2 separate regions of the Mus musculus genome follow, and region 2 is linked to region 1. The links are chromatin contacts, found by POLR2A ChIA-PET in ENCODE. All regions are on one chromosome and are shown on one strand. Each heading gives the region's core, a stretch centred on a gene start or an enhancer-like site at or near the end of the contact. The rest is flanking DNA. Distances are from core to core; before and after follow the strand shown. Region 1 holds the start of Chaf1a (chromatin assembly factor 1, subunit A (p150)). Region 2 overlaps Fem1a (fem 1 homolog a).

Region 1 (4,150 bases), core at 1,198-3,697:
TTTTATTATTATATCTAAGTACACTGTAGCTGTCTTCAGACACACCAGAAGAGGGCATCAGATCTTATTAAGGATGGTTGTGAGCTACCATGTGGTTGCTGGGATTTGAACTCATGACCTTTGGAAGAGCAATCAGTGCTCTTACCCGCTGAGCCATCTCTCCAGCCCCCTAAACGTTGTTCTTATAAGAGTTGCCTTGGTCATGATGTCTGTTCACATTAGTAAAACCCTAACTAAGACAATATCTCTTCAATGAAGTCTCCCCAGGTTGACATATGTACCTTAACCCTTCTATCAACTGTTACAAATTTCAAAAACTATATAGAATATGCCAGGTGTGGCAATGCACACACCTTTAACCCAAGCCCCTGAGAAGCAGAGCAGATGGGTCTCCGAGTTTGCGGCCAGTCTGGACTACATAACCAGTTACAGACCAGGCAAGCATGACCTGGAGATTAATAATGAATGGAGGTAATGAGTAAATAAATCCTAAAGCAGACACAGGAAAATGGCTAGGGTTGAAATTGGTGAAAAGTTGGGGTGGTTTCATGAACCCAGAGATTACTGGAAGGTTCCAAATGACTCAAAGGGTTGTACTGCAGTAGATCAAAAAATATGTATGTGCCATCTTTACTGCTCCTGAATCCAGGAGTCTTTATAAAAAGTTTGGAGTATGAGTAGTTTCTGTTTCTTTTGTTTTTTTGAGACAGGGTAACATAAACCGGCCTCTCCTCTCTTAGTGCTGCAATAACAGGCCTGGGACACCATGTCTCCTTTCCGAAACAGAACTGGATGCCAGCCAGGGTTTCCTGGCACGCCCACCGCCCACCAGCAACTCACAAGACTCCCTCAAGGGTGCTCTTTATTTTATATGTTTTGAGATGGTGGAGGCTGGCTTCAAACTTGGTACTTAGCTCACCGTGGCCTTTAACTCCTAATCTTTCTGCCTTCACCTCCCAAATACAGGGCTGACAGGTCCTTGACAGCAGGATTGGCTCCACGAGACCCACACAATTCAATCAAATTATATTCTTCAGCAAGTCAGAGATTTGATGAGGTCCGTGACACTAGAGCACTCCTTACCTTCACTGAGCCCATGGCCCAAAAGCAATTCATACAACTAATTCATTAGCTAAATAACCCACTTACTAGCCACAGCTTCAAGAAAACTGTTGCAGGCATTCGAGCTGTTTGCAGATAAAGAAAGGTTTCTTCCTCCACCTAACAACAGCAGCAACAACAACAAGAAAAGATTTAGAAACTAGTGATTGGGTTCCAGATCAGCAAGGCTACATAGTGAGATTCTGTCTTAAAATTAAAAACAAAAACAAAAGACAGAGGCAATTATTCTTTTGTTGTTGTTGTTGTTTTTGAGACAGGGTTTCTCTGTATAGCCCAGGCTGTCCTGGAACTCACTCTGCAGACCAGGCTGGCCTCAAACTCAGAAATCCACCTGCCTCTGCCTCCAGAGTGCTGGGATTAAAGGCCGGCTGAAAAACATTTTTTTATACATCGTATCACTGGCTGTCTTGGATCTTGCTATGTAGATCAGGTTGTCCTCGAACTCAGAGATCCACCTGCTTGTAAATCCCAAGTACTAGGATTAAAAGCATGAAGCACCAGACTCAATTTTTTTCATTTAATATTCTTCAAAGTAATTTACACGAAAAGAAGGAATATATGGTTGAAAAGATTTATAATTTTACAATAGAAAAACATTCCTAATTTTAAAATAAAGCAAATTGTTAATTTATTAAAAAGTGGTTCATCATTTCAAAAATGAAATGCCCAGCTGTAACATTTTTAGAAAGAGTTTATATCCGGGCAATGGTGGCACACGCCTTTAATCCCAGCACTTGGGAGACAGAGGTAGGCAGATTTCTGAGTTCAAGGCCAGCCTGGTCTACAGAGTGAGTTCCAGGACAGCCAGGGCTACAAAGAGAAACCCTGTCTCGAAAAAAAATTATAGTTAAAAGAGAAATTAATGCAAGAAATAAAATTAAAGGAAGTAATTCTCTAATTACAATGGCTACTTTCAACCCGTCACTATTATACCTTAATTCCCATTACTCTTCCAATGGGTAATTTCAAGTTGTCACTACTAATCTAAACGTACCCTTCCCACCTCCTGGAACGCATATAGCCAATAAAAGGGGTGTGGGGGGTGTGCAAACGCTGATATTTTAGATTGACATTTCTTAGGATCAATAGAAATGCAGATCTTCCCAGCAGCTCCTGAACCGCCGGAAAGGAGCCTTCATCCGCCTCCCGCGGGATTTTCTAGCACATAAACCGAAGTTCTCGCGAGGACGTACTGAGTGCACCTCTTTTTCCGGAGGCTGAGGTGTCACGTGACGCAAGCTCCTCCAATCGGCGCGCGGGCCGCGGTGGTTGCCGCGGTTCCCGCCAAATACGAGCGCGGCGGCCGCGGCGGCAGCAGAAGTGACACCGGTGGGAGGCGGAGTGTGCAGCCTGGCCGCCCGACTGAAGCCTGAGCCGCCGCCGCCGCCGCCGCCGCCGCCGCCGCCGCCGCCGTCGCGGAGATGTTGGAGGAGCCGGAGGCCGCGACGCGGACAGCCGCGGGTGGGTGAAACTGCCTAAAGGAGCGGATCCAAGCCTAAGTGGCCTCGGGGCGGAGACCAGGAGAAGGGAGGGCTCTTAGGAAACTGAGGCCTCGGGGAGGGGGAAGAGTCAGCTTCGCAAGCTCCCGAAGGCATCTTGTGTCGCCTAAATAGCTGGAGTAAATGGGGAAACCGAGGCCCCGAGTTGGATTTGATGGATCCTGAGTGCTTGTGTCCTCTTGAAATCAATTGGATCTTGTAGCAGCAAGTGGAGAAACTGAGGGCAAGGAGAAGAAAAGTCAGTCGTACAAGTTATTAAGTGCGTTTGTGAATTCCAGAGCAGTTCGGACCTTTGCAATGGGCGGGGAAATTGAGGCCCGTGCTCACTTGAGCTCTGGACACCAGAGTAGCAGCAACTCTGCGGGGCAGGGCTAGTCCAGGAAGGTCGGTTTGGGTGGTTAAAGCATAGCCAGGAACCCTTTCTGGGTCCCGAAAAGGGGCCCTTTGTGAGTGTGGTATGGACCAGTCGGGTACGTGTTAGGAGTCTTTGTAGCATGCGGTAGGCTTCCCGAAATGTGGGGTGCCTATTCCCCGCTAAATTGTATCCCCAGTGTGTGTTGAACGATTGAGGGGCTGGAAAAGACGAGGTCGGTCCTGATAGACTAAGATTTCTCCAATTGAGCACCACTGACTAGACAGCCCTTCTGGGTACATTACACTAGTCTGCAAGCTCGGAGATGAGGGGAATTGGGGATGGCCAATTTCAGGATGGAGAGCCGCATCCTCAATCTCCATCCACTTCTGGGATAACTCTGGCCCCTTTTACAGTTCTGATCATCAAAGATACACACACACACACACACACACACACACACACACACACACACACACACCCTTCACAGCCTGGTATTCCAGGAAGGCTGGAGCTGTTGTTCTGACTGGCTTGAGAATTTTATGTGGGCATTAATAGTCGTACAATTCCTGGACTCTCATGGAGCATTGTTTTTATTTAACCAAGGTGGAACGTTTAAAACCGACACTATTGCTCTGGCAATAAAGACCAGTTTGGTGTAGCAGTTCATACCTGCAGTTCAGCATCCTAGAAGCTGAGGCAGGAGGATGATGAATTTCAGGTTGATCTGGCCTCTGACCACCTGAATTGTATCCTGGGAAGAAGAGAATCAATTCCACAAGCCTGTATCCAATAAATTAATTAAAGTGGAATAAAACTTTTAAAGAAAAAAGTGTCCTTCGGGGGGGGGTGGCTTTTTTTTTTAAAATAGAAAATTGAGGTGATGTTACCTTCCATTCAAATGAGAAGAAGGGAGAGTGTTCTGGGGGTCCGAGTCTCTAAGTTGGTGTGCCTGGGCTGTTTCTACTCTGGATAGCTGAGGTTGTAGGAAAGCTTAAGTCTGAATTGCATGCAACATTAGCAAAATGTATGGGAATTCACCCCAAATTACTGATGGAGTTTCTATGCACCCAAGGCATTTACCTATGGCAGGTTCTCATCTGGGTGTGGTGGCACACACCTTTAATCCCAGCAGCACTCAGAGGCAGATGCAAGTGGATCTCTGAGTTTGAGGCCG
Region 2 (4,150 bases), core at 674-3,173, 220 kb after region 1:
CTGGGAAGCCTCCTCAGTTCTGTGCTGATTAGAGAGAGGACTATCTCCCAAGAAAGCCCAGAGCCAGTTGCAAGAGCCACAGCCAGGCAGACACTGGTGCCTTCTGTCCCGCCCTCTGGATGGACAGACAGTTCCCAACCTTGGGACACAGCTGGAACTGCCAGGCAGATGGTGACCAGGCCACCTGGCCACCAGGTTCACATCTGTGCCACACTTGTCACACTGTCACCTTCATCGCTGAGGACCTGACCCCTCTTTTGTTGAGGAGTCCCCGGTATCCCAATAACTTCTGGGGATGGGCTTCTAACCAAGATAGGGGAAGGTGGGGGGCTGCCAGCCAGGGTAGCGATGGACCCATGTGGTACTAGCTTGGCCCACGTGAGACCCTGTGTGCAGCCCCAGAACCACAAAAAGTTACTGAACAGCTGCCTATGACTCCACCAGCTCTCGATTCCATCATATGTGGTGAGTGGTTCACCCTGGATTAGGCCAAAGCAGGAGGTACTCATCCCCGGCCGTAGAAGCCAGCTACATGGATAGGAAGTCATGTGTAGAGGGGCCAGTCCCTCCCTCAGCCATTTAAGCCACATAAACTGTCCCTTGAGGACCGTCAGTGTGTGATTGCAGTGCTAGGTAGATTCTCTGTATAAGCAAACTTTAGGCCTTACTGGGCAGGGTCTCGCTGCTCCACCCTGCCAAAGCTCAGGGCAAACATGAACCCCTTTGAGTCTTGGCACTGATATTTATGGATTAAAATGCAGGTATGTGAAGATGTCTGCCTAGCTGTTATTTAATGTAGCTAGGTAGAGCGGGAGCCAGGTGAGTGCCTGTCAAGCATGCGTGGTGGCACACACCCAACATCTTAGCACTTCCAGGGCTGAGGCAGGAGGATCATAAGTTGGAGGCCACGGGAGTAGACAGTAAGTTCAAGAATAGCCTGGGGGTATTGTAATAAGAGTATTTTAAGACTCCCTACCCTCTCAAAACTGTCTCCTATGAAGTGTAGCACTAGTGAGCATTTACTGAGTCCCTGCTGCACCCCACGTGCTCAAATGTACCACCTGGTTCACAGCAGCTGCCTTCTGATGGAACCAGTACCATTCAGGTATCTCAGGTGGAGCAAGTTCAGAGAGGTTACACTAATGGTGTGCCTGGGGAGGGACACAGAGCACATGAGAAAATATCAGACTCAAACCCTCTGTCTCAGTGGCTGACATGTTTAGATCCACTCCCCTACCTCAGCACCTTGAACATATATCTCATGGGTCCTTCCATAACCACTGACTTCCGACCTCAAATTTAAGAGGAACAATTGTTTGAACCCCATGTTCTTCATGCTGTCAGAATTAGGAAATTTGACCTGGGGCCTGAACATTCTTCTGGGAGGGTTAATACAGCGGGTCCCAGAGGCTGCCTCCAGCCAGGTTCTTCCTAGGTGGAACAGCAGGATCAAAGAACAGATTCCTGCCAAGCCACCACAGGGCCCACCCAGCCTTAACTCTATGCTACCTGTAATTGAACAGGCCTGTGTCACCTGTGTACTCTTTAGCCAATTACAGTAGCCTGTGAATGGGCTGCAGTGATTTTAAAGACTAAAGCAGGGTATTGTGGGTGTGTTCTAGAGGCAGAGGCAGGTGACTCTTTCTGAGTTTAAGGTCATCTTGGTCTACGTAGTTCTAGGATAGGTATAACTACTTAGACTCCCCCCTCACCCTCCCCCCCCAAAAAACAAAAAGATTAGTGCAGGAGAGACGGCTCAGTGGTAAGTGCCTGTGAGACTCCAGTTTAACCCCTCAATACCATAGCAAGTGGGCAGATTAGACTGGGAGCAAGGGCGGGAGACATGCCCCTAACCAGCTCTGGCTGGTTCTCTGGTCTCTATTCATGTAGATAGCACAGCCCGTTCCTGTGGTGCCACATGGCTGTACCAGTGTCTGGTATTTCTAAGTAGGGAGTGTCCTGACCCCAGGTTAAACATAGCCCAGCACAGAACCACCTCACTTGGCACTCAGTCAGATCTACAGAGGGCCCAGCAGGATGAAAGACAGCACAGCAGGTGTGGGGCAGAGTCTGGCCTGCACTTGCAAGGCTGCAGAGGAGAACGTGGGCCTGGCTCTGCACATTTGAGATGCCACCCTAGGGGCTCCCCACCCTCAGCCCTCATGACTTGTTAAATCCTGTCAAGAAGCAAGCTTGAACCAGATGTGCTGTCTGTCACACACCGTCAGTCCCTGAGCTCGAGAGGCAGATGGACAAAAACAAGCAACAAATACCAAGTGAGCTTGATTGACTCTGACCTGCAGAAGCCTTCCTAGATCATGAACTGCCTCCCCAGGGTGCTTCCCTCACAGCCAATTGCTTGTTTGCTTTTAAAATTATGTGTGTGTGCCAGATGTGATGGTACATGCCTCGGGCAGAGGCAGGTGGGTCTCTATAAGTTCTAGGCCAGCCTGGTCTACAGAGAGTTCCAGGACAGCCAGGACAAGCCCTGTCTTGACCCTGCCCCCCAAAAATGTGTATGTGATGGGGTGTGTGCATTTGAGCGCAGGGCCTGCAGAGGCCGCGTAGGTCCGTCTCCCTGGAGCTGGAGTTATAGTGGACGTGAGCCACCTGATGTGGGTTCTGGGAATCTGGGCTAACTGCTGAGCCATCTCACCAGCCCTTTGCTCTTAATCTCTTTAGGCAGAGTTTCATGTTGTCCAAGCTGGTCTTGAACTGCCTCCTGGCTGAGATCACTGCCATGTGACAGCGTGCTCAGTTTATAAAACTGACCGTGTTCACATCTATAGATCAGTGGTTTTTAGAGTATCCTCAGAGCTGTACAATCATTGCCATTTCCAGAGGTCCCCCCAGAAGTTTATTTCAGGCCTGGGGTGCAGTCAGCAGTAAACATTGGTGAGCATGGAGCCCTGGGGTCTACCCCAAGCCCTGGGAAAAATACTTTTTAAAAACAGTAAAGTTTGCTTATAGAAAAAAAAAATCTCAGTAGTGGCAGATGACTGGGATGAGTGAGGCTGGATCACCAGCAATAAAATTATGAGACTACAAAAGTCAGAATGTGAGAGCTACAGAGCAGTGGACACGGGGCTGGCCAGCATTCCAGCCTGACAAGTGGGCATTGACCAGCCCACATCTGGTGAAGGATCTGAGAACCCCTGGGGCAAGAGTGGTGGACCTAAGTCTTCAGGAAGAAGAAAACCCCTTTCACTTCCCTGGGAGTCTGATTGCCTTCCTAGACTGCTTAAGTGCCTGGTCCACAGGACAGGCTAAAAATAAAAGCCCCACCCTGGCATCTGGCAGGAGACTACCCTCTTTGGGCACCAACTCCAGGCATAACAGTGACATTCAGTTTCACCTTATAATCTTGGAGACTGACTCTACCCTCTCTGCCTCAGTTTTCCTGCCTGCAAGATGTGGAAGGGGCATTATGCCCCTCAGGAATGCTAGCTGAGTGACAGCTGTTGCTATCTTTGTCCCAGGGCTGGAATTCTCACCAGACAGGCAGGGAGTGCTCATGAGCTCAGGCTGCTGCCCATGGTGCCTCCTGATGGAAAAGTCTTCATTGCCCAGCTACCTTGGCATCCCCCAGCACTTCCCACACCCCTCAACATGTCATGATCGGCACGAAGCCCAGGTTGAACTCAAACTCACTGTGTAGCTGTAGCTGAAGTTGACCTTGAATCTTGGATCAACTGAGAGTGGAGTCTGGGGTTTCATGTCTGACAGCTGAGATCAGCTCGTTGGCCTAGTGTGTGCTCCCCCTCCATGCTATAGAAACATTGGCTTCCCTGGGTCTCTGAGAGGCTCCATGCTTACTTCCCAGGCTCTGCTCTCCCTCCGTCTTCCAGGATGCCCCTCTAGGAGCTGCCCCAGAGGACCTAGGATGCCCACCTCCTCAGCATCCCCACCTCAGGTGAGTAAAGCTCTGAGCTCACAAAGGTACAAGCAGGAACCACAGAAGGCATCTTTGGCATACAGTAGATGCTGAACACACTTGAGTCCATCATGAGGGGGTAATAAGTCTCACCAGCAGGAAGAGAACAGCGGCCAAGATGATCAGAAATCCAAGTTAAACATCAGTTGAAAGTCAAATGTTAAAAAAAAAAGTCAAATGTTTATTGTGGGAGCTGAATGACTGGAGCATATGGAG

The links. ChIA-PET counts read pairs that join two places held with the same protein, here RNA polymerase II (POLR2A).
Region 2: POLR2A ChIA-PET joins it to region 1 with 17 read pairs in embryonic stem cell. The contact joins the enhancer-like site here to the promoter of Chaf1a in region 1. POLR2A ChIA-PET finds 5 or more read pairs at or near these places in 3 of 5 experiments (Patski and embryonic stem cell).

What each region holds. Positions count from the first base shown.
Region 1 is chr17:56,037,969-56,042,118 of GRCm38, forward strand. It overlaps Chaf1a (chromatin assembly factor 1, subunit A (p150)), which reads left to right and starts at 2,448. Exons shown (of 14, transcript NM_013733.3): 1 at 2,448-2,583. The coding sequence starts at 2,544.
Region 2 is chr17:56,259,353-56,263,502 of GRCm38, forward strand. It overlaps Fem1a (fem 1 homolog a), which reads left to right. Exons shown (of 1, transcript NM_010192.4): 1 at 1-4,150. Among named protein-coding and RNA genes, the nearest start is that of Fem1a, 4.6 kb to the left of the region's middle. Within about 2 kb of position 1,924, at least 1 of the 3 ENCODE cell types and tissues checked has a DNase peak (open chromatin) inside an H3K27ac peak, as active enhancers do.